Linked DNA regions of Homo sapiens: region 2 is linked to region 1. Evidence: read pairs that join two places in POLR2A ChIA-PET (ENCODE). Cell type or tissue: PC-9. All regions are shown on one strand. Each heading gives the region's core, and the rest is flanking DNA. Links, peaks and the distances in the headings are about the cores only. Region 1 has its middle 130 kb from the start of DPYD-AS1. Region 2 overlaps DPYD (dihydropyrimidine dehydrogenase).

The links. Peaks named below come from ENCODE experiments on the same cell type or tissue, not always from the same donor. Only the 100,000 strongest peaks of a DNase experiment are listed, where the experiment ranks them.
Region 2: POLR2A ChIA-PET joins it to region 1 with 6 read pairs; 1 of 35 experiments calls an interaction of 5 or more read pairs at or near these places.

Annotation. Positions count from the first base shown.
Region 1 is chr1:96,954,620-96,969,977 of GRCh38, forward strand. No RefSeq gene overlaps it. Among named protein-coding and RNA genes, the nearest start is that of DPYD-AS1, 130 kb to the right of the region's middle. In PC-9, for the core only: no CTCF peak of the experiment used is centred there; a DNase peak (open chromatin) is centred at 8,462.
Region 2 is chr1:97,576,787-97,592,144 of GRCh38, forward strand. The region is part of intron 10 of DPYD (dihydropyrimidine dehydrogenase); the gene reads right to left. It also overlaps the pseudogene RPL26P9. Among named protein-coding and RNA genes, the nearest start is that of DPYD-AS2, 210 kb to the right of the region's middle. In PC-9, for the core only: no CTCF peak of the experiment used is centred there; no DNase peak of the experiment used is centred there; H3K27ac peaks cover 637 bases.

The DNA of each region.
Region 1 (15,358 bases), core at 6,627-10,626:
AGGAAGCTCCTGCTTATGTTTTGGACAAATACAACCAAGACAATTCAGCTTATTACCAGTCTAGTTGTGGCCTCTTTACTTCTAGAGGCAGAAGACCTTCTCAGGGTTCAGCTCTGTTGTAGTTAAGGCTTCTGGTCAAGTATAGGCAGGTGAAAGGTGCACAGAAGCCCATGGGTTTTCCCCCTTTCTTAATTGGGGCTTTTGTAACATTACACAATTGATCAAGATCATACAATTTCCTCCTTCCTCCTTGGTAGGGAGAGATATACACAATTCTCTTTTGTGTTCTAGTTTGTACATAGGGCATTAGAATTTGTATTGTTATTGTTATTGTACCTAAGAGTAAAAAGTCTGTCTGGAACATAAATAATGGTTATGACTTGAAGATTATTTCTTTCTTAATTTGTCAGTGTTACTCCAATAAACCAAAGTGAAAAAGATCTTCACATAGCCCTGAGTTACCATATTCTGTTCTACTCATTCATACGTCAAGGCATAAATGATAAGGTATAGTATGTGTCTGGAATGAAGCCCTGTAATCTGACCTGCAGATCAAAAAAGTGCTAATAAGTGGCAATCAATCCATCAGCCAACAAATGGTTTTATTTTCACTCAGTATGGGTTTCACGCTTAAAGGGGAGATAGATAATTAAGACTTCATGTTTCAAAATATTAAATATTGATTTGTAGACATTTAGCAGCAGGCATAAAGCTCTCCTGAGGGATGACAACAACTGTCTAAAAGATTATAAAAGATTTTATTTCTCTTGGTAGAATTTAGCATTTATTTCTTATTTAAAAGATGTGAAATGAGAGTTAGTAAAATATTATATCAAGGAGAGAGCTCAGAGCTCTGCAAATGGATGTCATGTCTGTGGTGTGTGGCTAGCCAGAGTTAAAGTAAAACCATTTTGCTAGTTTCATATTGGCGTTTGGTTTATTGAAGTGTCAGAAGGTTTATAAGCTCTTCAACTCAAGTTTTGATTGTTTTATCCAACTACTGTCACTTCTTATCAGTATTAAAGGCAAAAATCAAAGAAAAGGCCCAAGGGAGGAGCACTTCCAAATGTTGCTTTTTGCTGTCACAGTTGTAGCACTGATACTCTCTTGACAGGCCCTTTTTCTTGACACCACAGAGTAATTAGGGGGATTTTTATAATAGGCTTCACCAATTAGTTAATACATTTTCTGATTAAACACTCCTTTATCTCAGCCTTAGAGAAACTGCCTAAATGAGTAAGAGCTGGAGATTGGACCTATAGTCAGGGCGAGAAGGGAGACAGCATTCGGAGTGCAAGTGTCACCAGGGCTTTGATCTACCCAAGACCTTGAGTCAGGAATACTTGTCAGTGCAGGCAATTGGGACATTAGGGCCCAGCACAATATTCAGACCTCACAGAGTAATTTTGCAATCAATAGACTCAGGTTATGTGTGGTTTTCTAGCACCTTGAGGAAATTTAGTGTCTTTCAAAAGGTTTATTCTACTAATAAGCTCTTTTGGTTGAGGGACTTTGCAAGGTAGAGAAAATGTCATCAAATTGAATGAATGTGGAGAGACTTACAAAACAGTGTAAAGGTTCTGGGAACACCCAAGATATAAGATTTACAAGACTTGCAGAACTTCCCCATGTTGCCATAGCATTCTCACAGAAGCAATTTGAGTTTCAAAGTTATTTGTACTATCTAATATGCTTCAATAAAAACAGCAACGCTCCCCCAAATCTTATGCCATTTGGTTGGTTGGATCAAGTTTTTATAGTTGATAAAAGTAAAATGCACACTTGTGGTCCCAGCTACTCAGGAGGCTGAGGCGAGAGGATGGCTTGGGCATGGGCATTTGTGGGTGCAGTGAGCCATGATTGTGCTACTGCACTTCAGCCTGGGTGTTGAGATCCAGGCTGTCAAGATGCTGGGATCCAGATCCAGCCTCAAAAAAAAAAGAGTAAAGAGTAAAATGCTGAAGTTCCAATTCTTTCGGCCACTTAAGGCTGGGGGTTTGTCTGGTGGATCTGAGGATGTGGTGGATGTTGGGTCTTCTCTTTTCCTGGGTTTACAAGTGGAATTTGGGTTGAAGTTTTTATAAAACCTCTTTTCCATTGAAGATAATCTAATGTTTGAGCATGCAGCTTTAAGGAGTTCCCTCTGTTTACTAAGATTTAGGTAGGTAACATATCCTATGGGCATAAACTATGCAGAGAAATGAGCAGGAGTTTAAAGCTTCCAAATTGTAGCCCAATCTCTCCAATGGAAGGTGTCCTTGGATCTCCATGCCCAGTGGTCTGCTTCCTACGGTTGTTGTTGTTTTTAAATCAATTGCTCCATAGGCTTTAGAATTGTTCGTTAAAGAGGTTGAGAAAGAAACAAATTTGGTTCAAGTTTTTGTGCTGAAAATTTGCACTCTCTAAATCTGAAGTGCCCAGAGCTAGGGCTCTGCAGCTCTTATCTCATGCTTTGATAGCTCCATTGCATACAATCTACGGCAAAGTGGAAAATATTTAATGAACAGCCTTGTTGTATATGAAATTGATTTCTTTAGCAAATATTTGTTTGAGAGTTCCATGTGTGAAACTGACAAGCAATGTCACAGTCCATTTTATTTTTTTTATTATACAGGTATATTCAATTTTCAAATAAAATATATTTGAATTTCTCATTTAAAAGTTTGAAGTTCTTATGATGCATTTCAGAGCTATCTTTTTCTATAATGAAATGCTTAGAATTAAAATGCATTCTCTTAAAGGCACATCCTTTTTTTTATTAGACATTTGAATGCACCACGCCATTTTATCAGCAGTAGTAAGTAGAGGATAGAATAGGGAAGTGACAGAAAATCCATCTGACAGAGAAAATAGGCTCTCTTCATATGTGTATGTGATTGCATGTGTGTGAGTAACATTACAGCAATCGTAATATGGGGATAGACATCTTTTGGCATCATAATGTTGAATCATAAAATAAGATACAATTTTTAAAATGTGGTCTGTTTTGATCACTTGATTATTTCATACTAGCAGCAAATAGAAAATAGACTAAGACAAGAGAATCTACTACAGTCAATTCTAAATTAAGTCCTAGGCTATATCTCTTTTACAAGTGAAAGGAAATTGGAAAGGCAAGTCATCTTTTTGGGAAAGAAAAATAGACAATATATTTAGAAATAAACACACTCATATTTTGTTTTAAACATATATTTTATAAAACAAAGAAGCAGCTGCGGTTTCCATAAGAGAATCATAGAGCGTACATTAAATGGAAAATTTAAAGCTGTAAAGTTGAAGTGGGAGTTCATACCAATTATCATTGCCTCTAATAATTTAGATAGTATTTCCTAGTATGCAAGAAAATCTCTAAAGTATATGATCATGTTCATATTTATATTTAACTTTGGAAAAACAGAAGAAAACAAACAAAAAATTGTCTTCTTTTTTTGAGACCTTCCAGGACATTTTTATTAGACATGCAAATTTCTTCTAATTATCAGGTGATCCAGGAAGTATTTGCCATTTCTAAAATAGAAAATGTTAGATTCCAAATATAATGCACCCCGAAGAGGGAAAAACCTGGCACACTTAATAATGTATACTTCATTTACAGTTCTGAGAATATGCATTTTTCTGACTATGACATTTCCCCCAGTCATGGTTCTGATGTATTTGGATCTCCAAGTACGTTGTAACTAGAACAACAACTGAAGGATATACTCAACAGAATTCATGGAGAGGAAATAGACATATTTCAGCATGAGAGAATATTTATGCATTATTTAACAGCAATAATGTTTGAATTCATACATTATGCAAATGCAGTTATAATCAGGAAAATGAAAGAACTTGGACTGCTGCAACATCCTTAAACCCACCATTAGGTACCTATTTGTGCATAACATTTGATACTGCACAACGCCTTATGATGCTACACCATGTCACTTGAGGAGAAAACTTATCAGAGATTAGCCAGATATCAAATGAAAAGGTGATGAACCTCTGATTACTACCTGATATTGACTTCTATAAATTTATCCTCAAACATGTGTTAAAGTGTGAATGATAATTAAAATGATATTGGAATAAAGTGCACTTTACTCAAATGTTGCCTATTTAGTCAGATATGAATGACTTCATCTTCTTTACCAAGAGAGGCCTACCTATGTGGAGGCACTGTTCTAAGAATTTTATAAGAATTACCTCTTTTATTCTCATAAAAATTACCTCCTAACAATGCTATGAGGTAGACATTATTATTTTTCCTACTTTACAGATGAGGAAACTGATCCACAGAGAGGAAGAATAGTTTGTCCAAGGTCACTAAAGTATTAAGAGGCAGAACTTTGGCTTTGAATCCAGGCGATCCAAATCTAAGCCACTATGACACATTGTTTACATTACTATGATAGTTATTTGTGTTCTGCTTTTTCTTTCCGACTGTAAACTAACAGCATTAAAAAAGATAATAGTTGAGCATTTCTTATATCCCAGGCACTGTGGCAGTCACAGTGGATGCAAAGATGAGTAGGCATAGCTCCTATTCTCCAGGGGCTCACAGTCCAGCAGGGAAGATAATCATGAACTTATGCTGCATCACAGGATGTGCAGAGAGGGCATTAGAGAAGCAAAAGGAAAGGTATCCCATCCATCTGGAAGAAAGGCCATAGGAAAGTGAGGAAAGCTAAAGGAAGAGTTACTATGATTAGAGCTTCATCCTATACCTTGTCCATTCCTTACGCTCTGGCTCCTGGATGGAGTACTGCGCATAATATGAACAAGTAAATCAATTTAGTATTTAATTTTGTTAAATTAAGTCACTCTTTCTTGACACCAGAGAACCCAGTGACTTCCATACTGTTTGTCCTCAGGTGCCATGGAGTCTAGGCAGAGTCTGGAGAAGATACAATCCCTGACTTTAGCAGTGATTCCTCATGACTTAGAGAACCTTATAAAATTCATGACTCTTGCCCTAGAAAAAAATATACCTAAGTGAAATTCTGTGAAGTATTATGGTTTTGTGAACTCTCTAAAATCCACTTAGGACCCCACATTAAGGACTCTGTGTCTGAAAGAAAGCAAGGTAGCTGAATAATGAGCCTACTAGAATACAATGACAACGAATGGGTGTACAGCAGCAGTTCTCAAACTTTTTAATCTCAGGACTTCTGTATACTTTTTAAAATTATTGAGAACTCTCCTGATTTTTTGTTTATGTGGATTATGTCAATCTATACTTATCATATTAGAAATTAGAACTGAGAAATCTAAACATATTTATTAATTCAAAAATTACAATAACGAACCCCATTACATGCTAACGTAAATGTTGTTATAAAACATAACCAGGCCAGGCACGGTGGCTCAAACCTGTAATCCCAGCACTTTGGGAGGCCAAGGCAGGCGGATCACCTGAGGTCAGGAGTTCGAGAGCAGCCTGGCCAACATGGTGAAACCCCACCTCTACTAAAAATACAAAAATTAGCCAGGCATGATGGCGGGCGCCTGTAATCCCAGCTGTTCAGGAGGCTGAGCAGGAGAATCTCTTGAACCCGGGAGGTGGAGGTTGCAGCGAGCTGAGATTGTGCCACTGCACTCCAGCCTGGGCGACAGAGTGAGACTTTGTCTCAAAAAAACACAAAACAAAACAAACAAAAAACACCACATTTTCAAAGACAAGAAAAATTAATGACTAATGTTATTATATTGCGTTGTTTGTTTGTAAATATCTTTTATGTCTGGCTCCATAGAAGAAAACTGGATTGTCAGGCCTGCTTCTGAGCTTTTAATCTGTTTGGATATGTTACTCCTGTTGAAGCATATGAAGAAAATCTGTTCTCCGCTATGTAGTGGAAAAAGGGGAGTACTTTAACAGTCTGTTAAGATCATCATCTGTGAATATTCCTCTTTGATACTTCACCAAAACTTAGCAAGTGGTTGTTTATTAAAAGTTACTTACAATGCCAAAGCTGAAATCACATTAAACAAACTTCTCATATTTTGTTAATTAAAATCCCTTGGTCTGCTTTTAATTTTGAGTAGCTGTTTTGCCCTTGCATGACTTTTGCAACATTTTTCAATGGTCATTTGAAAATATAAATTCAGGGAGTTACGCAGATCTTCCAAATATTAACATATTTTGTTATGTAATATAAAAAATGCACTTATTGATATCATCATCAATCTTATTAAACAATTTTCAAGTATTGGGAAGCAGCAAGCTTATCATTTAGATACAAGTTTCCAAAATTTCAATTTTCTTTCAAAACTTTTAGTTTTATCAATGGCAGCAAACATTGTCAGTTGCTTTTCTTGATGTGCTAGGCTTATTTTATTTCTTTTTGGGAAAATGTCCCCCAAATACACAAGATTGAGTAATCATAGCTTGTCGGTTATTCTTTCAAGTAAAAATAATGTTCCACAAAGTGTCTTGTTGAGCTTGCAACCCAAACAATCACACAAATGCTTTCCCTCGACACAAAGCTTGTATCTCTATATGCAGCAAAAGTGCTGCATGTCTTCTTCCTATTTTGTCATCTAAATTATTAAATACTGAGCGCTCAAGACCAGCCTGGGCAACATAGTGAGACCCCATCTCTCAAAAACAGAAAAGAAAATTTAGCCTGACGTGGTGGCACATGCCTATAGTTCTAGCTACTCAGGAGTCTAAAGCAAGAGGATCCCTTAAGTCCAAGAGTTCTAGGCTGCAGTAAGCTATGATCACATCATTGCAGTCCAGCATACGTGGCATAGTGAGATCCTGTCTCTAATAAAAAATTAATAATAATATTATTCAATATTGTACTCAAGGATTCAGTTTTAATAAAATTAATAATCTTTACTCTTTTATTAAGATATTTCTAAGTGAAACAGGATTTTGCAAAAACTGTGTGAGGCAACTGAAAAGCACAATAACTATCTAATACAGTGGATGCCATTGCCTTGATTTTGCTAAGGCACCGGAAGTCTTACCCACCACTGCTTTTGCACAATCCATGCAACAGTCAACAAAATGAAAAAGGTAAATGTCTTAGTATTATTATGAAAAAATGTTTGACCCTGCAGATCCCCTGAAACCATTATGGGTTCTTAGGAACCCTGAAGATTCTGCATTTCACACTTTGAGAACCACCGGTGTAGATGATACAAGGAGAAGAACCTGTGAGGGGAGGTTGAAAGGTTTGGGAAACAGACTTTGTAGAGAGAGAAGCTGGCTAATCAAAGCCTTAGTATGTGCCTTAAGTAGTTTCAGTGAAGGGAAAGGCTGCAGACATCTTGGATGCCCAATACACCAATTTTAACGTTGGATTTCCCTAGGATAAGGATGTGCGTTTCCTTCAGGAGTCATTTTTCTAACTGCAATTTTTGAACTTAGTATTTTGAGCACAGTGATATCTATTTCTCTGGGCAGAATTTAAAGAAAGAGTGAATAGGAAATGGTAGGAGGGAATTACAGTCATCCAGCTGAAAATAGAGATTTAAAAAGAATCTCGCAAAACAAAGCCTTCTTAAAGAGCGAGCTTATATTATGAACACAGAAGCTTCAGAGAATCCAGGTTCAGAGTGGAGTGTTGACAGAGGCAGGACTAGAGAAGCAGAAGAAGGCTGTTCTGCAGTAATTAAAACTAAACTGAAGAAGCTGAAAGATGCTTGTAATTCTGTGTTTTCATAGCAGTGGGTTCAAGCTGCCATGGAAGAGGCTCTATTCGCATTTACATTACAAATCTCATTTCTTCAGAGGTCATAGCTCAAGCTGAAAATTCACTTCTAGTGAAAACTCCATCCCGTTTTGTTGGCCAGTGTCACAAATGGAATGCTGCTTAGGTTTATTTTAGTTGTCTAAATATTGTAGGGTTGCCTGGTAATAAATCAGCTTTATGCAGTATTTTTCTACTATTTATCTGTAATCATCTTGAAACACTAGGGTTTCTTGCATTTAGGTAGAATCCTGTATTATATACAGATCACTGATAAAAAGATATTTTCATGTTGTGAAACAGGTTAACAAGAAAGAATATTACTCGCCATTCATCTTTCTGCCTCCAGCAAAGCATATCTTCCAGAGAGATAGCCGTTGATGTCTTTTTTAAATGCAGTGGTAATTTCCCCCCCAAGATTATTGCCATATGGATGGAAACTTGTGGTAGAAAGTTATCCTAAGCTTCAAATTTCATTCATACTTTGCGATTTTCCTGGCATCACCATTTCTTTAAGCATAGTTAAATTATATTGTGTAGAATCTTTCATATGGTCCAATATGCAGTTATTTCTGGGACAAAGTTAGCATTTGGTAGTATTTCCTGCCAAGGAATTTTGCAAAGGAAATTGCTATGCTGTGGTATTGCATGAAGGATGTAATTTGCTGGGGTACTGAATACCTACCACAATGAATAAAAATACGTACTCACAGCAGAAAAAAAATCCTGGACTAGAAAAACCTGCCTTGTTCTTCTTCCCTCTGTGAGTCACAGTCAGGCTGGAAAGAGGACAAGTACACAGCTCTGGAGAGAAAAGTAAACGAGATCAGGTGCTCATGTCATGATTACACTCAGGTGGAAGAAAATACTTTTCGAGTCTGGAATGTTCTAGACACCCACATGTGGCTTTGTAATTAATATGGTGATTGAACACATTTATAAAATTCTGGGCAAGGAACAGAAGATAGATTAATGGAAAAACTTTCCATTAGTGTAGTCTGCTAAGAAAACCCCAGAGATTTCTCAAAGTTCTTTTTGGAATATCTCATTTGGAGGCTTACATAAGAAGAATCATAGAAAGAAAACATCGTAGTGATAAGGGGTCTTGGAAATGGTTCATTTCTAACCCTTCATTTCCTAGGCAAAGTGTATTTTCAGCATTTTAGAATCGTATCAAATGAGAGTGAACCTCTAGGTGAAAAATGGGCCAGGGAACTTGAATTTCTTTTGAGCCCTAAGTTTTCATGTTTTAATAAAAATAGATATAAAAGTACTTTCGTTGAAATAAAAGCCCTCCATAAATTCTAGAGATTTTAGTTATCTTAGCTGTTGGTTAGATGCCATAGAGTGAGACAGTAACAATAAAACCAGATCTACACTGGCTGAAAAAAGGTTGTCTTTGTCTATGGAGCCTTCCAAGGGAGGTAAAAGCAGCTTTGGCCTGCTGACTGGTCAACGGGGAGCACTTGAAAAGAGCTTAGAATTTCCAAATCGACACAAAAGCAGTATAGGTGTCACTTCAATCTCATATAACCTTAAAAAAAAACCCTTGTTCTCTTTTTGATTCTGAATGAATATGGCCTAAAAAGAGGCCATGGGAAAGCAGGATGATATTTGCATACTCACCATGAAGACTGTACTTGTAATATATTCTTAATATTGAAGTCTTTGTTTTTAGAAAGGTGAAATACACCTCTCCCTCCCCTAATACATTCCAAGCTGAAACATGGTACCAAGAGCTTCATCCTGCACAGTTTCATTATTAACAGTGCTATCATTAATGCAAATGTTGACACATTATCTGCACAACCATTTTCTAGTAAGGAAATCCACAAATAATATTTGACATCTTGTTTACATAGCAGCTACAGTGTGTATTTTTCACTCTTCTTTATATCTTTACTGCATATTGGAGCTCCACATCATTTTGGCCTAGTTCAAAATCTTTTAATATGCAAACCTGAATCAACATCAAAGGAAAAATCAGCTTCAAAATGATTTTCCACACTAATAGTCTTTTGCATCTACACCAAATATTATCACATTGATTACTATACATTTTTAAGATTCCATGGTTTCATAACGCTTTTTCTGACCATTAATATGATGTATGGACTTTCACAATATGTTTCTTGGGCATAATTTTTAAATAAGTTTTCATTTTCTTTTTTAAAATATAAACTTAATTAAATGTACATTTTTTCATCATAATCTAGGCTTTTCTAAGATCAGGGTGTTAATGATACTTCAATTATTTTAAACCATTGTTTGCAATACAATTAAGCAGACATCGTGAATCTTTAACATTAAGATTTCCTCTATATGAAGAAATTATATAACCATTGCAAAAGTGCTATCAATTCTGCAGGATTTTAATCAGAAACAATCTTTTAAGAGCCATACTTCACCATAGGATGCAAACATCTTGTCTCCTAAGAAAAGCATTGTAGAGAGGGTTTGCTAATTGATTTTTCCTTAAGAACAATCTGTTTCTTTTCCAGTTTATTATAGGAAACACTGGCATTTGTCATTTTTCCAATATTTGGAGCTTGCTGCCTTAATAAATGCACATATCAGATGATGCTCTCTCCCTGTCTGATGGGCGGATGGTGTTGGGCAGAGGAAGGTCACAATGATGCTAAATTTGCTGCTGAGCAAAGGATCAAAGTGTAAATGGAATCCAGAAAGCTGGGAAATGTAAGTGTGCCAGTGTAAATAATCTATTAATTATTGACAGCTAAGAGACTGAAAATTCCTATTTAGTCATGACATCTTTATTTTCATACTGATGGAATCATTTCTGGCATTTTTAAAATTAAAGGTTTTTTTTTTACTGTAGATATAAAATATTTCAATTTATAGTACATCTCTGCTGGTGTTTTCTTCTTCTTTTGACATTTTTGTCTGATTTCCACATATTAAAACAATATCAGATATGACAAAAGGCAAGAAGAGCTCCAAGTATGAAAAATAGAACAATGGTGTTAGGGTTGCCTATACATTAAAAAAAAAATCTGTTCCAACACAGAGGGAAAACAAACCTCCAGGTACAAAGTAAGTGATGTTTGAGAAGCTTCAGGCATGTTAGCTATTTATAGAAAGCAAGTGACATTGAAGGTGCTGACACTTATGAGACCATTTAGCAGATGTTACAGGAGTATAAGCCGTTTTTCAAACATTTTCAAATATATCGAAGAAAAGTACAAAGCAAACATGAAATACATTAGGGTCCTTGCTGTAAGTTTTTGAAATTATTATTATAAAGTGGACAATGATATAAAACCTTAATATGTTCAGTTTTTATGTCTATAACCTTATCAAAGTTAATTTTAATATTATTTTCAGAATTAGCTATTTGTTTAACTGAAGTAACTGACACTCCGCTCATCACAGTTTAACTGGATAGAGTATAAATTTAGCCTAAAAAAAAAGGTTGGTACCATGCCAGACATTTGGGAACTTCTGAGGCACAGTGGGTTGGTGCCCCCGACACGTGGGGGAGCAGCTTTTATTAACAGCACACTTCCATTGGCGAGGTAACGTGCAGACCTTTGATAACTATAAAGGCCCTCTCTTCTGGGTTTCTTAACAAACTAAAAGGTTGAATCAGGTTCCCTGAAGTTTGTGAACCCCTTTTTGTACATTTGAGTCAAGTTTGAAGCCCAAATGGGCCAATTTATGTTTTCAGGTTAGTTTTGCTTTGAGTTGAGGAAATATGTTTCAACCTTCCATTCAACAACCAAACTCAAGGGGTGTGAACAACGGTGAACTGTTCACACAAGCCTCTGCACACCTCCACTGCTGTGTTTCCTACTGCTGGACTGCTGGTCCGAACTGGCCTCAAAGGACTTGACACCAGAAGGAGGTCTTTCATGTTTCTCTAGCTTTGATTTCACACTCTCGGCTACTGATCATTTATGATAAACTGGAGCCTTTTGAGGTGAGCAAGGCAATGTCATGGTTACTGCCTAGATTTGAAATGACACTATATTGATGCATTTTACAACTGGAACATATATTAAAAATATATATATAGATAGAATATGTATAAGATATATTCTTTTAAAAAGAAATGTTTTAGATAATATGTCCGAGATAGAGAGTGAAAGAAAAAGAATAGGAAGAGTTCCTATGGAATACATTTCAGTGTAAGGAGTTTTATATAGTTTGTTTAAAAGAAGGCAGGAAGGGTAAGTAAAAAGAAAATGCTATCAGAGTTTATGCAAATTGAAAACCATTATTCCTAATAGAATCACATAGTAAGAATGAGTCTCTGTATCTTGTCTTTAGTTTGGATTTTTTTGTCCTTGGGGAGATGCTGTGTGTTGTGTGTCTTACAACAAAAGCATCTGAATTGGAAAAATATGTATCCATCCTTACTGCTGGTAACAAGGGAGACAGCCCAGCCACAGCCCTCCTGGTGAAATGCTCATTCTGTCCAGCAGAGGGCACTAGCAACTAGTGCACACCAGTCAACACATCATGGTCTTTCCCGTATGATAAATAACCATATTTTCTTTTTTAAAAATTTAACTTAATTTAATTTAAAGTTCCAGGATTCATGTACAGGACGTGCAGGTTTGTTACACAGGTAAACGTGTGCCATGGTGGCGAATAACCATGTTTTCATTACATCATAAGCCACAGTAGTAAGAAACACCTTTTTTTTTTTTTTTTTGATACAGAGTCTTGCTTTCTGGAGTGCAATGGCGCGATCTCGGCTCACTGCAACCTCCGCCTCCCGGGTTCAAGCGATTCTCCTGCCTCAGACTCCCGAGTAGCTGGGATTACAGGCGCCCGCCACTACGCCTGGCTAATAGTTGTACTTTTAGTAGAGACGGGGTTTCACCATGTTGGTCAGGCTGGTCTCGAACTCCTGACCTCAGGTGATCCGCCCGCCTCAGCCTCCCAAATTGCTGGGATTATAGGTGTGAGCCACCGTGCCCGGCTGAGAAACACTGCTTCTTATTTTTGTTGTTATCACAACATAATCTCTTTACTCCAGTGAACATTTCAGATTCCTCTAGCTTCAATGAAAATATCAATATCCAATTCAAAGCACTCTCTCAATGTCCAGGACGGGTCTTTTAAAACAAATCCACACAGCCCTTTCCATACTTCTGAATAAAATGAACTTTCCTGACTTTCCTCACATGCACACTTCTGCTCATTTCAGCAGGATTCCAAAGCAGAGAGACAGCATCCGGAATGCCTGAGATCTTCGGGTGAACGGAAGAGGTGCTTCAGAATGTTTAAGACCCTTGGCTCTGCTACTGCCGTACGAACTTCTTACGGAGGAGACCTGATCAAAGTCAAACAAACCTTGATTTTACAGGAACACTGCAACGTTTTTAAGTAGCCATATCTTTACATATTTAAATATTATTTAAGTAACCATCATAAACATATTCAAATAATTAGATTTATTTGAAAGTCTGCTGTATGTTGATCAGTATAATTCCTTGGAGAGTGACAAATATTTCAAATATATTGCCACAATATCATTGTAAAAGTTTAACTAAAGGAATTTGGCCCTTTTTATTACCCTGAACAAGAATGTGCAAAACAAAGATGCAATGGACTGTATATATCTTAACTGTTGCTGAGTAAACTTACCAATAAAAGCCAATAGCAATATCTCCAGATCATTGACAAGAAAGAGTTCCTTGCAATATCTTTATATATTAGCCTTATTGAATGATGGTTACATAAATATAAATTGTAAGAATGTTTTTATTGAAAGGAAAACTTACAGGGCATTTAAATTATATTTATATAATTTATATACATTTATATTTATAAATTTAAATTTATACAATTTATATACAAATTTTTAACTTTGGATGTTTGTGATTTTTCTGTCTCTTTTTCTTGGGGGGGAGTGGGGACCTAAACCCTATGGAGATGTATAATGATTTAAAAAAATAAAAACATGAATGTAAACTGTGTATCACTGAAATGACGTATTTTACTACAGAACTATACCTTCTATGGCTTCCACTAAAAATATAGGATACATTGGTCTATCGGTCAGAGTTTTGAATTTTTTTTTTCAATCATTGGTTTATAAATAGCATCCATCTTGCTTTCCATCACAATCATGCCTGAGTGAGTGTAGAAAAAGTTGCATTCAGGAATATGGTAAAATGTTACAGGAAGATTTATGCCATTTTGAATGGATTGTTTCAGGTTGCCTGAATTTTTAATACCCCTTTCTTGTCACAGAGAAGAGAACTTTGTTATTTTTGGCTTTCATTAGAGTTCTCACTTCAGAGTTGGTTAGTATGGGTTTCTGCTTTCCAAGCTGACATCTCTTTTCTATTTAGCATCTGTTACATAAACAGGGTGAATAGCTACACGGTTCCAAAATTGTGAGTGAAGCAGCTAACCCCCTTCTTCCTCACTAGCCAACATAACTGACAGCACTTAGCTCTCTCCATCCCTGCTGTCTTAGCTCTGAAGGGACTCCGTAGCACTGCCTGCCTGACTCCGCGCCACTGACGGCAGGCAGTGTTGTTGGGAAGAGAGCAAAGGCAGGGAGTCTGGTGGTGTGACGATGAAGATAATAAAGGAAATTATTAATGCGTCTACAGTATTTTTTGCATATTTATCTTACTGATCCTCACACCATCCCTCTGAGAAACATGTTATTATTATTACCTCACATTTTTAGTATTCTGTGTACATATTTTTAAGTTCTATGTACATATTTGTAAAAAAAATTTAAGTAAAGCAGGAGAGAAGAAATACTCTAGATAGGAGAATTTTTTTTTCCACTCTTTTGCAGACAGTGTTAAGGCAGGGGTTGGGCAAATCAAAATGCCTTAAACACAGAGGAAAATATTTATCTTACGCAACAAGAAGCTTAACATAGGCAGTCCAGGGCACAATGATGTCCTCAGTACTAAGCACTAGCTGTCATATTTCTGCTCTGCTGTCCTCATAGGGCACTGATTCATCCTCAGCTTGGGTGTTCATAGTCATAAGTTGGCTGCTGCTCTTCGGGGGTCGCAGTCACGTTGTCACATAACACAGGTTCTAGCACAGGCTCTTGAAGATAGCAAAGACCAAAGAAGTCTTGTGTGTCAAATTGAACTGCACCACCTCTGAGTTCCAGGGTTGGTTTAATTCTCTGGCTCCACATAGAAGCAAGATGGCTCTAGTCTTTCCTGCCACTCAGATGCAAGCACATCATAAAACAAATGAACAAACAAATCAAAAATTCCATGAGGCTCAGAGACTTTAAATAATTTGTTCCTGGATTTTGAGGCATGTATGGAATATGGTGCCCCTTGTTCTGTCTCCAAGTACGGTGCTCTGCCGTGAAAGGTGTTTGGGTTAAGAGAAGGCAGCTCTCTCAGGTATCTGCCGATTTGCACAGGCTTCTTTGTACACAATAGGCACTCAGCATCCACTGATTTGATTTTAGGCTTAAAAATGAAATTAAAATGGAGCTACCTTGGGCTGTTTGGCTTTGTTCTCTCTCTGGCATTTTCCTGTGTTAAGTTTAATTGCATTTGAACCAGACTCCACTGTTCTGGTTCAGGACAATGTCCAGAACCCAGACAGCTTTTTCTGATCTGTTTAACTCTCTGCTAACATCCACACAGATGGAGAAAATCAGAATCAGTGGACTCATTCTATTGTTTCAGGATCCTGGACCCCCTCTGTAATCAGCC
Region 2 (15,358 bases), core at 4,382-8,381, 620 kb after region 1:
CATGAGCACTGGACCCCACAGAGATTCATCTGCATTTTTGCTTTTGAAACTTTGGAGATTTTCTTCACTCACTAGTACATGTAGAACTAGACTATTAAGCAGCAGACATAAATCACACCACTTCTGCTATTTAGCTCGATAGCTAGATTTTCCATTTTACATAAGAAAGGGAAAATTGTTTAAAGAAAAAATAGTAATATCATTTGCATATATATATTTGTTTGGAAAGTATTAATATTGGGAGAGTGAGATCATGTTAAGATTTATCTTGGGAAATAGGGAAATACTAGGACAATGAAAACACAGGGTAAACTTGTATAGTGAATGCTTATCATTTTATGCTGCCTTGGCATCTATTTTAAATATAAGCTGGACTTTGTTATAGCAGAAGAAAGATTCAGTCACCCTTGACACACATAGTTTCCAATTCTATACTCTACCTCCCTGCAGCACCCCCGTTTCTCAGTGTGGTGGATCAAGATATTTCCCTTATACACCTGCTCCCTGATCACCACATCCCTATGAAACGAGTAGATGCAGCCTGCTGGACTGGTCCTGCTGACCCTCCACCCTGCATGGACTGTGCAGACACACCACAGTGACTGCCTCTCAGTCAATGCTTGACGTCCTGGAACTTGTGCCTGCTTGCTTTAAACCAACCAGTTAAAATTTCCCACGAGAAACCTGTTTGGATAACGCCCTGGACCCATAAATAAAGGCACTGGCCCGCAGGTCCCATTTTCTCTCTTTCTCTTTCTCTCTCTCCATGCACTCCTAACCTCCGTGTGTGTGGCCTCTGTGCATTATGTGTACCCCTTCAGGAACTGTAAGTAATAAAATCTTTATTTCCATCTTGAGCCTGTCCCAATCATTGAAGGAATGCTCTCATCTTAAAGATCCTAAATTAAAATTGACATTACATGTGAAGTGAAATATACTTTGAAATATTTTTGGACATTATAAGGATTTACTTTCACTATTTAACAAATCTATTATTTGTCTTGTTATAAGTATTGTCTTATTATTTTTGTTATTTTTTATTTTATTTTAATTAATTAATTAATTAATTTGAGACGGAGTTTCGCTCTGTTGCCAGTTGCCCAGGCTGGAGGGTAGTGGCAAGATCTCAGCTCACTGCAGTCTCCGCCTCCCCAGTTCAAGTGATTCTCCTGCCTCAGCCTTCCAAGTAGCTGAAATTACAGGCACCCGCCACCATGCCTGGCTAATTTTTGTATTTTTAGTAGAGACGGGGTTTCACTCTGTTGGCCAGGTTGGTCTCAAACTCCTGACCTCAAGTGTTCCGCCCACCTCAGCCTCCCAAAGTACTGGGAATACAGGCGTAAGACACCACGCCCAGCCATAAATCTTGTTTTATAAGAAGATAAATAATAATGGTAATAAGTATTTATAACACTTAAAAGTATTCTTTTAAGTGCTTTACAGGTAATTCACTTAATCTTCACACAGAAAATACATATAATGCTTTACCTGTAACTCAATCTTCAGACAGAAAATGTTATGACACCCATATATTTGTTACAAAAAAAAAGTATTTAGCTTCAAACCGACTTTGTCTCCGTGCTGTGGTGCAAAAAGCCAAAACCGCACTGGGCATCATCATGATTTTACAGATTTAGCATACAGCCTTAGGCACACTGCTGCTTGCTGGCCTCACAAAGAAAAAAAAAATCTGTGGACAAGCATTATTTTCTTCCTACAGAGGAGAAACTGAGGCTCAGAGAAGCCAAAAATACACTAAGGGATGAAAAAACTTATCTGAAATTAGGATCTGGCTGAAACGAAATCCTATGTGATCTTCATTATGTCCAAGAATAACAACTGTAGTATATTTGAAATAATGAGACTGTATGATTCTAGTTGCTGAACCTCAAACAAAGCAAAGTGGAAAAGGAAAAGCTAAAGTGAAAGGTGAAGGGCTTGGCTAGACATAGTTCCCTTTGTGGGAAGAGGAGACTCAAGCTTCCCAGTCTAAGCTCATTTACAGGTACTATAAAATCATGAAATATAGGAACCACATGATGGATTTATGAACCCAATACTGTAAACGAGTTAATAGAGACACCTTGAATCCAGATAAAGAGTAAATTTAGAACAAAAAAAAGTACTACTTCACAAAGTGGATATTAGATACACAGAACATATTATCTTAAGATACAAAATTTAAAAACTAACAGAATTTAAATAAGTTTGTTCGATAGTAAACTCGTTCTCAACACTCTTTAGAGGAAGAATACCTTATTTAACATTCTATCCTTTATGTCCAAGAGTGATATTAAAATAGTCAACAATTGATAAGTATAAGCCCATGAACATTAAGATAGACACCCAGCAAATCAGAATATATGCCAGTCAATAAGCCAACGAAGAGGCATCAAGTGAATGTCACATGGAAGGACAGGGCATCAAGACTGGTCACAGCCCTACCTGTGTCTATCAAAATGATTGGCACACAGTAGACCTTGAATACAGTTTTGTTTAGTAGAATGAAGGACAAATTATTATGAAAATCTGAAGAACATTCAAATTAAGGAAAGTACAACCAACTAGTAGTATACTGAGTGAATGGCTATTAAACATCCATCCCAATGTAAGTAACAGGACACAGCAGAAGACATGCTACCTGCCCAGATCATCCTATGTTGCGAGGTTGAAATAAAAAAGCAAATGGTGTTCCTCATCAGTTGTCAAGTTATGCTGCTATCAGAAAACATGGACCAAATTGACCTGTGGTCTAACCACATGCAGCGTTACTGTTTAAATTAACCAGCCTTCTGTGACAAGTAATTCACACATGTCAGTGTTAGTGCCTTTTAACAACTAATGTTTGTCAATAATCATTAATAATCAGTAACTCTGAATCTGGATATGAATGCTTCTCCTCATGGCACCCATATATATTTATTTGTTTGATGGAGCATGTCTTTATGAGGGACAACTGGTTTATCAAGCAAACATGCCAACCTCTCTTTTCCTAGTCTCCACCAATAAAGTAGTAAGCAGCTATAAGGGTCCATTTTTTACATTTGACAAATCAGGTTGTCACTTTCTTTTTACACAGTAGTGGGAAAGTTAAAAAAAATTCTCAGCTTTGATTTTCACCTCCATATTCAGGAAAGATATGTGGCTGATGCTGAGTGAAATAAAAATAGCATGCTATAAACTTGCAATAATGATCATCATTTTAATGATTAACTTTATGTAATGCGATGATTTGGTCTGATTAATATTACAGGCATCATACTCTAGAAATTATGAAACAACTTAATTTTCTATAATTAAAAGCATGATGTCAACTCACTTTTAGATTGCACATAGGCAAAGCAAGAATAGGTTATAAAGTATAATGAGCAGAGCTCAAAACCAGCATATATTAAATTCTGGAATAACTTCTAATAAGCCAAAGTTTGAGAAGCAATATGAAGAAACAACATTCTTTATAAAGGTTACCCTCTAATACTAATTGACCATTTATCCATTCTATATGAACACAAAAACCTAAAAATATTATTTAGAAGCAAAATTGTTTAGAAGTCCACTTTGGCCAGTGATAAACCTAGAAAATATTATCTCATTTCATCACTGTTAAATTATTGGATGTACCAGAAACATTCAGAGCCATGTGGTAAGAGCACGCTCTATGCATAAATCTAACCAAACATTTGTTAAATATTATGTACAAAAATAGTGCTGTGAGCTACAGTTAAAATAAACTCTGCCTTAAAAATCTCATAGAAGCAGAAAATCAGCATTTGTAGGTAATAATGTATGACAAACATTATTTGCTTGACCCAACTTTAGTCAGGTTTCTGAACCTTTTCCTAAGCCCACTTGTGTGCTTTTTTGTAAAATCCAGATTTAGCAATAACCCTGCTAAGTCAGTTTAGCAAAATCCCTCACCCTTGATATCTAATCATCTTCAATATCTCATCAGGTACCTCATCCTCCACTATGACCCAGGTGATGTCTTACCCTCGCCTGTCTTCTGCAAGAATCCTGTTAGATTGATTTAGCCAACAGGATTAAGCCTTACCTTGATGTTTCCTTTCAGTAATATTTTATCTACTAACCCGCAACCTACTCCTTGGCTATTACTTCCTACCTCCGCATTCTGTATTTGGAGTTTAACTCGCATTTGGGGGATAAAAAGTGTCATCAGATATTGATAATGGAGGGTTCTTGCTAAAACTGCACTTTATGGGGAAGTACACAGGTGGGCCTTGGAGAAGGTTTAGGAGCCTGATTAAAATTTGGCCTTTGGGAGGCCAAGGCAGGCAGATCACGAGGTCTGGAGATCCAGACCATCCTGGCTAGCACGGTGAAACCCTGTCTCTATTAAAAATGCAACAACAACAACAACAACAACAACAAAAATTAGCTGGGGTGGTGGCGGGCGCCTGTAGTCCCAGCTACTCAGGATGCTGAGGCAGGAGAATGGCATGAACCCGGGAAGTGGAGGTTGCAGTGAGCTGAGATCGCACCACTGCACTCCAGCCTGGGCGACAGAGCGAGACTCAGTCTCAAAAAAAAAAAAAAAAAAAAAAAAAAAAATTGGCCAAGTTAGGAATCTTTGTCATGTGTAAAGGCAGTGTACTTGAATGGCACATAAATGGGCATTTCACCTAGCAGTAGTGCAGATCAAGGAAGGGCAGCATTGCTGGGCATGGTAGCTCAGGCCTATAATCTCAGTGCTTTGGAAGGTTGAGGTGGGAGAACTGTTTAAGGCTATGAGTTGAAGACTAGCCTGGGTAAAATAGAGAAACCTCATCTCTACTAAATTTTTTTTAAAAAATTTGCCAGGTATGGTGGCATCTGCCTGTAGTCCCAGCTACTTGGAAGGCTGAGGTGGGAGGATCTGTAGAGCCCAGATGTTTCAGATTGCAATGAGCTGTGATCACGCCACTGCATTCTGGCCTTGGTGACACAGCAAGATCCTGTCTCAAAAAAAAAAAAAAAAAAAAAAGAAAGGACAGCATGGAAAAGGTGCTATATAAGCTAATCTTGAAAGAAAAGTAGGAATTAATCACTGGAAAGGAATTAGTTACTAGGAAGTTCTTGTATGGAATCCATTCTCTCTCTTTGAAGAAGTGGGTGTGGAAGGGTAAAGGAGTTTATCTCAAGAAGAAAAGAAGGAAAGCAGCTTGGTTAAAGCTCTATGTAATATGTAAACATCCTACTGGGAAACAAACTATTGTCATTTATAAGTGGAAGAGTCCTTACCAATGGAATGCTTTTGGCATGGCGTATCTGTTAGTTTAGGATTGCTATAGTAAACAAACCTGGAAACGTGAATTTAGGGGGCATAGATCACTATAAAGAGTAATGCAAGTTACATAACTATCTGAGTATAAATTAGATGTCTCATAAGTGAAACAAGTTTTTTGACCTAAGTGATGGAGCTACTTACATGACTTAGAGACCACATGTTAATCTGGTTTAGAGCAAATCCTAATGCAGCAAGATAGAACCTGAGGAAATCTGTGGGCAGTGGTCCTGCACTTCTTGTTTACCTGAGTTTGTTTTTAATTGTATCCTTGAAGTTAATAATAAAGTTTGATACAGAGTGATATTTAATTCATATGAATTTGATTTCACAATCCAATCTTCTAGTTATCTTGGTTACCAAGGACATGAAGGAGGGTAAAGGAAGAGGCATCAAACTCGGCCCATTCACACTTGATCTCATATTCTTTAATTTACTAAACAGTTTTTTAATATTTAGTAATTTTTGACTTATTTTATTTTGAGTGGTGAAATGCAGAACAATTTTTATATGTTAATTAATCTCTGGCCTGTACAAGCAAATTCTGCAATTATTCTTTTAATTAGGCAAAAAAAGTTTGCTGAGACCACAAATTGACATTCCTTCTTTTAGTACCTGGTATGGTATTACAGGCTTCATTCACATATAGAATGTTTTCATTTTAAGTTTTTTAAAGTTGAAGAATCTTGAACATAAAGAAACATTTAACCAAATGAGAGTTGTACTACACATTGGATAAATATAGTCGTCCCTTAACTGAGTCCTTACTAATTTTATTGTGTCACTATTGTGCTGCAAAACCCAGATATGCAATGTAAGGAATAATTTAGAGGCTTAAAATGGCTTGACACAACTATCATTAAATACATCTCTTTTAACAAGTAAAGGGTTGATTTTTTGTTGTTGTTGTTTGTTTTTTGAGATGGAGTCTGACTCTGTCGCCCAGGCTGGAGTGCAGGGGTGTGATCTCCACTCATTGCGAGCTCTGCCTCCCGGGTTCACGCCATTCTCCTGTCTCAGCCTCCCGAGTAGCTGGGACTACAGGCGCCCGCCACCACACCCCGCTAATTTTTTTGTATTTTTAGTAGAGACGGGGTTTCACTGTGTTAGCCAGGATGGTCTCGAGCTCCTGACCTCGTGATCCACCCGCCCCGGCTTCCCAAAGTGCTGGGATTACAGGCGTGAACCACTGCGCCTGACCAAAAAGAGTATTTTTAAACACTATTCATTTACTATTGATGACATTTTCTTTTTTTATTATTATTATACTTTAAGATTTAGGGTACATGTGCACAATGTGCAGGTTAGTTACATATGATGACGTTTTCTTAAACCTAACACCTATTTTCTTCATCTTAGGTTTTGATGGATTCAAGCCTCCCTGGCAGCTGTTGGAGTATCTCACAAAACTACGTTCTGTGTAACTTGGTGCCTTTGTAGTTCCTCCTTTAATCTTAAAATGCCTCCATGTACAAATTCTTTACAAATTAGGATCATCTGTTTTCTGCCACCTGCTAATACTCTCGGATTCTAGTAATTTTTATTATTTTTTGCTTTTTTATATATTGCTTGCTCGTATTTCCTTTTTTTTTTTTTTTTTAGTTCTCAGGTATCTTTTAAGAGACTGAAAACTAGGGATAATTTACTTTTTTCAGTCTACTTTTAATGTTAGATTGACATAAAAATGTGACGCAATATTTTTTTTAACAGTTTAAAATAAAATGTGTACTTATTCCAGTCTATCATTGTTGGACATTTGGGTTGGTTCCAAGTCTTTGCTATTGTGAATAGTGCCGCAATAAACATACATGTGCATGTGTCTTCATAGCACCATGATTTATAATCCTTTGGGTATATACCCAGTAATAGGATGGCTGGGTCAAATGGTATTTCTAGTTCTAGATCCCTGAGGAATAGCCACACTGACTTTCCACAATGGTTGAACTAGTTTACAGTCCCACGAACAGTGTAAAAGTGTTCCTATTTCTCCACATCCTCTCCAGCACCTGTGGTTTCCTGACTTTTAATGATCGCCATTCTAACTGGTGTGAGATGGTATCTCATTGTGGTTTTGATTTGCATTTCTCTGATGGCCAGTGATGATGAGCATTTTTTCATGTGTTTTTTGGCCGCATAAATGTCTTCTTTTGAGAAGTGTCTGTTCATATCCTTTGCCCACTTTTTGACGGGGTTGTTTTTTTCTTGTAAATTTGTTTGAGTTCATTGTAGATTCTGGATATTAGCCCTTTGTCAGATGAGTAGGTTGCAAAAATTTTCTCCCATTCTGTAGGTTGCCTGTTCACTCTGATGGTGGTTTCTTTTGCTTTGCAGAAGCTCTTTAGTTTAATTAGATCCTATTTGTCAATTTTGGCTTTTGTTGCCATTGTTTTTAGTGTTTTAGACATGAAGTCCTTGCCCATGCCTATGTCCTGAATGGTATTGCCTAGGTCTTCTTCCAGGGTTTTTATGGTTTTAGGTCTAACATGTAAGTCTTTAATCCATCTTGAATTAATTTTTGTGGCACATATACACCATGGAATACTATGCAGCCATAAAAAATGATGAGTTCATGTCCTTTGCAGGGACATGGATGAAGCTGGAAACCATCATTCTCAGCAAACTACCGCAACGACAAAAAGCCAAACACTGCATGTTCTCATTCATAGGTGGGAATTGAACAATGAGAACACATGGACACAGGAAGGGGAACATCACACACCGGGGACTGTTGTGGGGTGGGGGGAGGGGGGAGGGATAGCATTAGGTCATATACCTAATGCTAAATGACAAGTTAATGGGTGCAGCACACCAACATGGCACATGTATACATATGTAACAAACCTGCACGTTGTGCACATGTACCCTAAAACTTAAAGTATAATAATAATAATAATAATAATAAAGAAATAAAATAAAATGTGTACTTATTTAAAAGCTATCAGAAATAATTTTGAGTTGTATGTACATACGTAAAATTATATATTTTGAAAATTTCATATTAACTTAAAGTCTTCCTATGAAGTTTTCAATGCTTTTAATATATTGGCTAATTCAACATGCCTCACTGGTCTGCCACCTTGAATCAAGGGCTGCACTATATGTTGAGTCAGATACCAAGTTGAATTCATCAATCCAATAAAGAAGCTTGTATTTCAGTTTATGGAATAAGTATAAAGTAATAAGTACCCTATGTGATAAATTCTATTAACAGCAGGAAGCATAAAAAGCCCACAGAAAAGAGAAATTAAATTGGTAGGGAACTAAGGAAGCCTTCAAGAGAAAATGACATTTGGAGCAGACCTTGAAGGATGAGTTCACGTGTAGTAGTTAGGGGCTCCCCTGGTACTAAGATATTAAGTACACCTCTAAGACTTTATGATGACAGGGGGATGACACATTCCAAGGATCTGTATATGTTTATCTTTTTGAAAGTTGTGAAAATTCAGTATAGTATGAAAAGGTAGAATGGAATTTTAGAATTTAGAATTTTAGAAAAAAATTTTAAAATTTTTTAAAAAATCACTTTTAAAACAATGACAATTCTTTGTTTTTATGTTAATTCATGTGTATTTTTCATTTATGTCTTTCGAATAGCATATACATTGACTAATGTGTGTTTAATAGATTATACAAATTACTTTTTAATATTTTCATTTTATAGGACAAGAAAAGATATTGAAAAGCGGAGGTGAATATTTTTAAATGAAGAGGGGCTTCTAATGTTCACCTAAAAATGAATGAAGTAGAGCATACAGATCTCTTCCCACTTTCAATTATTGCCAGGCAGTGGCCAAAGGGAAGTTCAACTCCTTTGTGACTTCTGACAGCAAGAAAGAACCATAAAAGGTATTTCAATGCACCTTCCCATGTTCACAGAACAATTATGTCTTCCCTCTTTCCAAAGAGCTGAGATAGAAGTACAATGTTTGATCCATGCCCATCTGAAAGGATGATGAAGTTCAGGTTGTGTGAGGACACTAAAAAGTTCAGCAAGTTGGCAAAGTGGTCCAAGGTTACAGGAAGAATTATGTCATTTACATTGAACGGGTGCAGCAGAAAAAGACTGGGCTAATAGGACAACTATTCGTTTGGGCATTGCCCCAGCAAGGTGGTTATTAGGTTGGAAGTGAAAAAAACCCACAAAAGATCCTTGAATGGAAAGCCAAATCTCACCAAGTGGGAAAGGAACAGGACAAACATAAGATAGAAACGATAGAGATGGTGCAGGAATAAAGTAGTCTTATATACAATTTTCATTACAAACTACTAAAATGAAAAAAAAATTAATAGAGTAATAACAACTTGTTGTTATTAAATAAGGCCTGACAGTGACACACCAGGTAAAAAACGTTCACTTTTAATGAATCTGTGGGCTTATCTGTGAAAATACATACATACATATATATATATATATATATATATATATATATATATATATATATATATATATATGCTGTGAAAAAAATATATATAGAAGATTAGTAAAGATTTCTTAAAAGCATATAATTTTCAGCTCCTCAGATATTCCTGGTCAACATAATGCAACAACCTCCTTCAGAATTTTGAAAATAGTTATGCTTTTAAAATATGTAATCTTAAATGGGCACAAGCTTTTGTTGGCTCCTGGCCTATTTGCAGTCTTCTTTTTTTTCCACTCACCATCTGAATTATCACATGTACTGTAGAATTCTGACAATTTCACCTGTCAGTTTCTTTATACTCATGTCTTGAATATGGTAGATTTTACCTCACCAATTGGCTGGGGATACATTAATTGCAATTTGTTTTAAGTGTAATATTTATACACATTTCTAAAATTTTCAGTATAGAGCTGTCACTCTGTGAAGAAATAGAGCCTTCCTGTCCAGATTCCACATCATTCATATATATTTCTCTGAATGTTAAAAATATAAAATGAGGAATGGAAAAAACTTTAAGAAGCATATAATTACAACACTAATTTTATAGATGGGCATACTCAGACTAGAATGTAAATCAAGAACCAAGTGCTCCAACTGTAATTCCTTTTTGACTATTCCATTCTACCTTTTCATACTACACTGAAGTTTCACAACTTTCCAAAAGATAAATATATACAGATCCTTGGAATGTGTCATCCCCCTGTCATCATAAAGTCTTAAAGGTGTACTTTAATATCTTAGTACCAGGGGAGCCCCTAACTACTGTTAATTAGCTTTTTGTGCCTAGAGAAGATTTTGTGTGAGTGTTCGTTTTCAGCTACCTTCAGAGAGCAAATCATGTCAACATGTCTCTGATTACCTTCCATGAAGAACACCAACTCAAATGACGTGCAGGTGCCAAACGTTGAAGAACTGCTGTAAGCATCACTTTTAGTAAATAAAATTAAATTTGTCAGCTTATGGGGGCTATTTTCTAAAAATAGTCCCAGGTTCATATTTGTTGTAATTAAATTAAAACTAGAAAACATCAGTTATCTGTAGAAAATACATGTTTAGGCCACGCACGGTGGCTCACACCGGTAATCCCCGCACTTTGGGAGGCCGAGGAGGGCGGATCACAAGGTCAGGAGATGGGGACCCTCCTGGCTAACATGGTGAAACCCCGTTTCGAACTTAAAAATACAAAAAATTAGACGGGCATGGTGGTGGGCGCCTGTAGTCCCAGCTACTCAGGAGGCTGCAGGAGAATGGCGTGAACCCGGGAGGCAGAGCCTGCAGTGAGTCGAGATCGCGCCACTGCACTCCAGCCTAGGTGACAGAGCAAGACTCCATCTCCAAAAAAAAAAAAAAGAAAAAAAAAAAAGCATGTTTAGCCATAAGAAATTGATGACAAAACTATCCATAGACATAGCTTTAACATGGTCCTTTGACATTAAAAATATCTGAGAAGAGGCCTATAGGTCATGCCACAAAAATGATCTATTATGGGGTATGCTGTGTGGTGGTGGAAAAAAATCAGGTAAAAGGCACATTCTTTTAAATGTTGTGCTATTTCAAAGTTGTAGTACCAGATGAAGAAAAATTTGATGAACAGACTGAGCAATCCGGTATTGTTATTTTTCTAATTAAAATAATAAAGTAGCATTAATTATCAAAACAGTTAACCCTCTCAATAGCTAAAACATGTAAAAACTGACATACCAAAGTTAAATCAGTTACCATTTTGACAAACAAACAAAGGGAAGCTAAGGCGTACCAGGGGTAGCATGCAGGCCCCATAAAAATGCAGCAGAATTAAAGATCAATCGTGTTTTGCTCCTATTGGAAAATTGAATATGTAAATAACAGATCTTTGAAATATACTTTGTGTGTGGGATTGTGCTATTAAAAGTAAATTTGAAACCATCCTCTTCTCGGTAATAATTAATAAGAAATATAAAGTCCTTCTCTAACCTTATCCTTTAAATTTATCAACTCTAGCAGGTCTGTTGAGTTCTGACCTTCATGCCTCCTTTTAGGGATTCCCAACTGCCTAAAGCATCCTTGCAGTTCTATCTGATCTGTCAACAGCTTTTAATACCAGCATTTTGGGGGATTCTGTTATCCTGTGAAATTTAATCTCACCTATTTAAGCTTGCAGAAAGTACTGGAGGGAATTATTAACAGATTTTCCCTCATCTTCTTAGAGGATAGTGTCGAGTGATTGGCTGGTTTCCCTAAGGACCCATGGCTGAGAAGCGCTAGTTTGTCAGTAGCATCCTATTTAGCATGTGTGTGAGGCCACAAGGGAGCTGGAAAGACACTTGGAATCAGAATTACATCAATATGCTGATGATGCCTGCATATCTTCATTTCATCAAACCTATATCCTTTAGTATTAATGCTTTCTTAGCCAAGATGGAAAGTACCTCCACACAGCACACTGTTTGTGACTCTAATTAGACAGCTGGAAAGCATGTTGATGATACATCAGAGCAGTGGACCAGCAACCTCAGCATCACAAGGAAACTTGTTAAAAATGCAAATTCTCAGACCCACCCCAGACTTACTGAATCAGCAACTCTAGGGACAGGGCCCAGCAATCTGTGTTTAACAAGCCCTCTAGGTGACTTAATGCACCCTAAAGTTTGAAAACCTCTACATTAGAGAAATGGGATGTGTTTGTCACTACAGAGTCTATTGGATGATGTCTCCTACTTTTGTGGATTAAAACATTCCTGAGTCTAACCATATAGTTCTTGGTTACTAACCACATAATATACATGGTCTCAAACAATTCCATGTGTATGGTTAAGCTTTGTGCCCCCACTCAATTCTCATTTTGAATTGTAATCCCCATAATCCCCACCTGTCAAGGGAGAATCATGGGGGTGGTTCCCCCATGCTGTTCTCATGATGGTGAGTGAGTTCTCACAGATCTGATGATTGTATAAGTGGCTCTTATCTTTTTGCTCAGCACTTCTCCTTCCTGCCACCTTGTGAAGAAGGTGCCTTGCTTTCCTCCATGATCGTTAAGTTTCCTGAGGCCTCCCCAGTCATGCTGAACTGTGAGTCAATTAAACCTCTTGCCTTTATAAATTACCCAGTCTCGGGCAGTTCTTCACAGCAGTATGAAAATGGACTAATAAACCATGTTAAATGTAACTGGCTTCTGTCATAATTCATATTTGTCACTAAAGGATAAGTAAACTTCATATTGTTCTGTATTTCCCTCACTCAGAGAATGAGAATTAGACTGCACCATCAGACATATACATGTTGACATGCCTAATGGTGAGGCATTTTACTGACAAACCATGCTATTTCCAAATTACACCCAAGAGTCCATGACCATTAAATAACACACATATTTGACGACATCTCTAAATGTCCCTGTCCCTCAATCTTCACTGACTCTAAAGAAACCAAATGTGGCTGAAGTTTTTACTAGGGGAGACAGTGTAGGAGAAAGAAGACAATTACTCAAGAAATTAGGGCCAATATTAAATTCTTCATATTGGCTAAAAATTATGTGCTAGACCTAACCTTTCAAAACCTGTATCTTAAAGTAGATAATGATATTGGACCTGTACTCTCCTGACTTTCCAGTTTCATGAGTGTTAGCACTGCAATATTTTGGCTCCTCTTTTGATGTATACAAAACCAAGCAATGGCCATAAAGGATTAACACTGAAACTTCTATGAATGCCAAAAGTTCCCAGTCCTTACATGGTATTACCCCTGGTAAGAGAATCAATCCTGAAAACTTTGCATAATCTAATCATATATTACTTATTATTCCATCTCTCCAAGAAATTTTGCCTATAATTATGAGATGAACCTTCAAAGGCCTACTGTTATAATATTTATCTAACTTGGAAGGTATTAGCCCGTGTAATGCTAGAAAGCCTTCGGTGCTGATTCCCTCCAGTAAATATTCATTCCACAATTATTGGTTGAATCTTTTATAGGTAGCACCCAAGGTGCTAAACAGGCGGAAGGTAAAAGTGACCCAGAGAGATGATCATGGCCCTTTCTCTCATGAAGCTCAAGGTCAATTAGTTTTAATATCATATAAAAATTTGGTTAATTGTAAGCTAATAATAAAATAATTCAAACAATCTAACATTTGTTCTTCTAGTTTTAATTAAGACCAGACCCATTTGAGTTCTACTAAGCTCTACTGCAGGCAGGTTACCTATTATCTCAAGGATCTGTTGCTTCTCAACACTTTGGTAATCAAGTTTCAGGCAGCTGAGCTCTGGCCTTCCAAGGTGCTATGCCTCTACTCTGATCCTGTGCTTCTTGTAATCTACTCACATTAACCAATAGCTCACTCTTTTACTTAGCCCCTGACTAGCCTCTCTGCTTCTGATGCCACTCCACTATAGTCAATTCTCAGCAGAGTAGCCATTTTAAAATTTAAATCAGAGCTTGGCACTTCTCTGTTCAAAGCAGCCCAGTGATTTTTCTCTTTCAATGAGAGTAAAAGCTAAAGGTCTTATGAATGCCTACAATACATAATCCGGTCAGCCACATTCTGTCCTCTCTTACTCTATTCTGATGATACTGGCGTTTTTTCTATTCCACAAATCCAGAAGACTTCCACAATAAAGGGTGAAGGCATTTAGCTTGCCATGGAATGTTTATCTCCTGGATGCCTACTTTCCCTCAACTTCCTCATCTCTTTGTTCAAAAATCATCTCATCGGAGAGGTCTTCCAGGGCCACCCTGTTTAAAATGGCAAACCCTGCCTTCTCTTCCACCATTATCCTCATCTCTCACACACTCATTATACTCCTATATTAATTTTTCTCCACAGTTCTAATTACTTTTCAATATATTATTTATGTGACAGTTTATTTGTTTAATTATTGGGTATCTTCTGTCACTAGGTACAAATTCCATGAGGGCATGAAATTCTAACTGGTTTGCTGACTGTTGTATCTAAGTTGCCCAGAACAATACCTGGTACATAATAGATGCTCAGTAAATGTAGTTTTAATAAATGAATGAATGAATGAATAAATAAATTCATACCGCTACCCTCTTCTTATCTGGTCTCAGTTTGTTTGTGTCTTAGTTCTACCTAAGACAGAAGAAATAACCACCATTCATTTCCAGTGACCCTTGCAAATGGAAGATGACTATGATATAAAATGTGAAGTAAATTGATATTGCCAATCAGTGTCATCTTCCCCTTCCAACCCTCAAGAAGTCACCTTTGGTAATGAAACTTTTCTAACATTGGAATCAGAAGGATAAGACTTAATATTTAAAATGTTTAGTTCAAAACCTATTTCTCAAGTACAAACTATGTGCCAGGTCCTGTGCTATGCACAGGAATACAAAGATCAAAATGTTTCTTTCTATGTGTAAAAAAAAACCATGATTACACTAATTATTGCCTAAGACTGTATCCCAGGAAAAAAAAAAAAGAAACCTATGATCATAAAAACTACCTTGGATTTTATAAAAAAGTCTAAAAAGGGTAGATTGGATGGAGAAAAGTCCAGATAATAAACGTGGAATTTGAAACTCAGCCATGAACCAATGGTGACCCTGATATTTTGGTAAGATTAATTTGTAATGTGGGTAATCTACATATGACAAATTACCTATTGACTACAGCTATAATTCTTGCCTAGTATAGAGACTCCAAACACATTCAGGCATT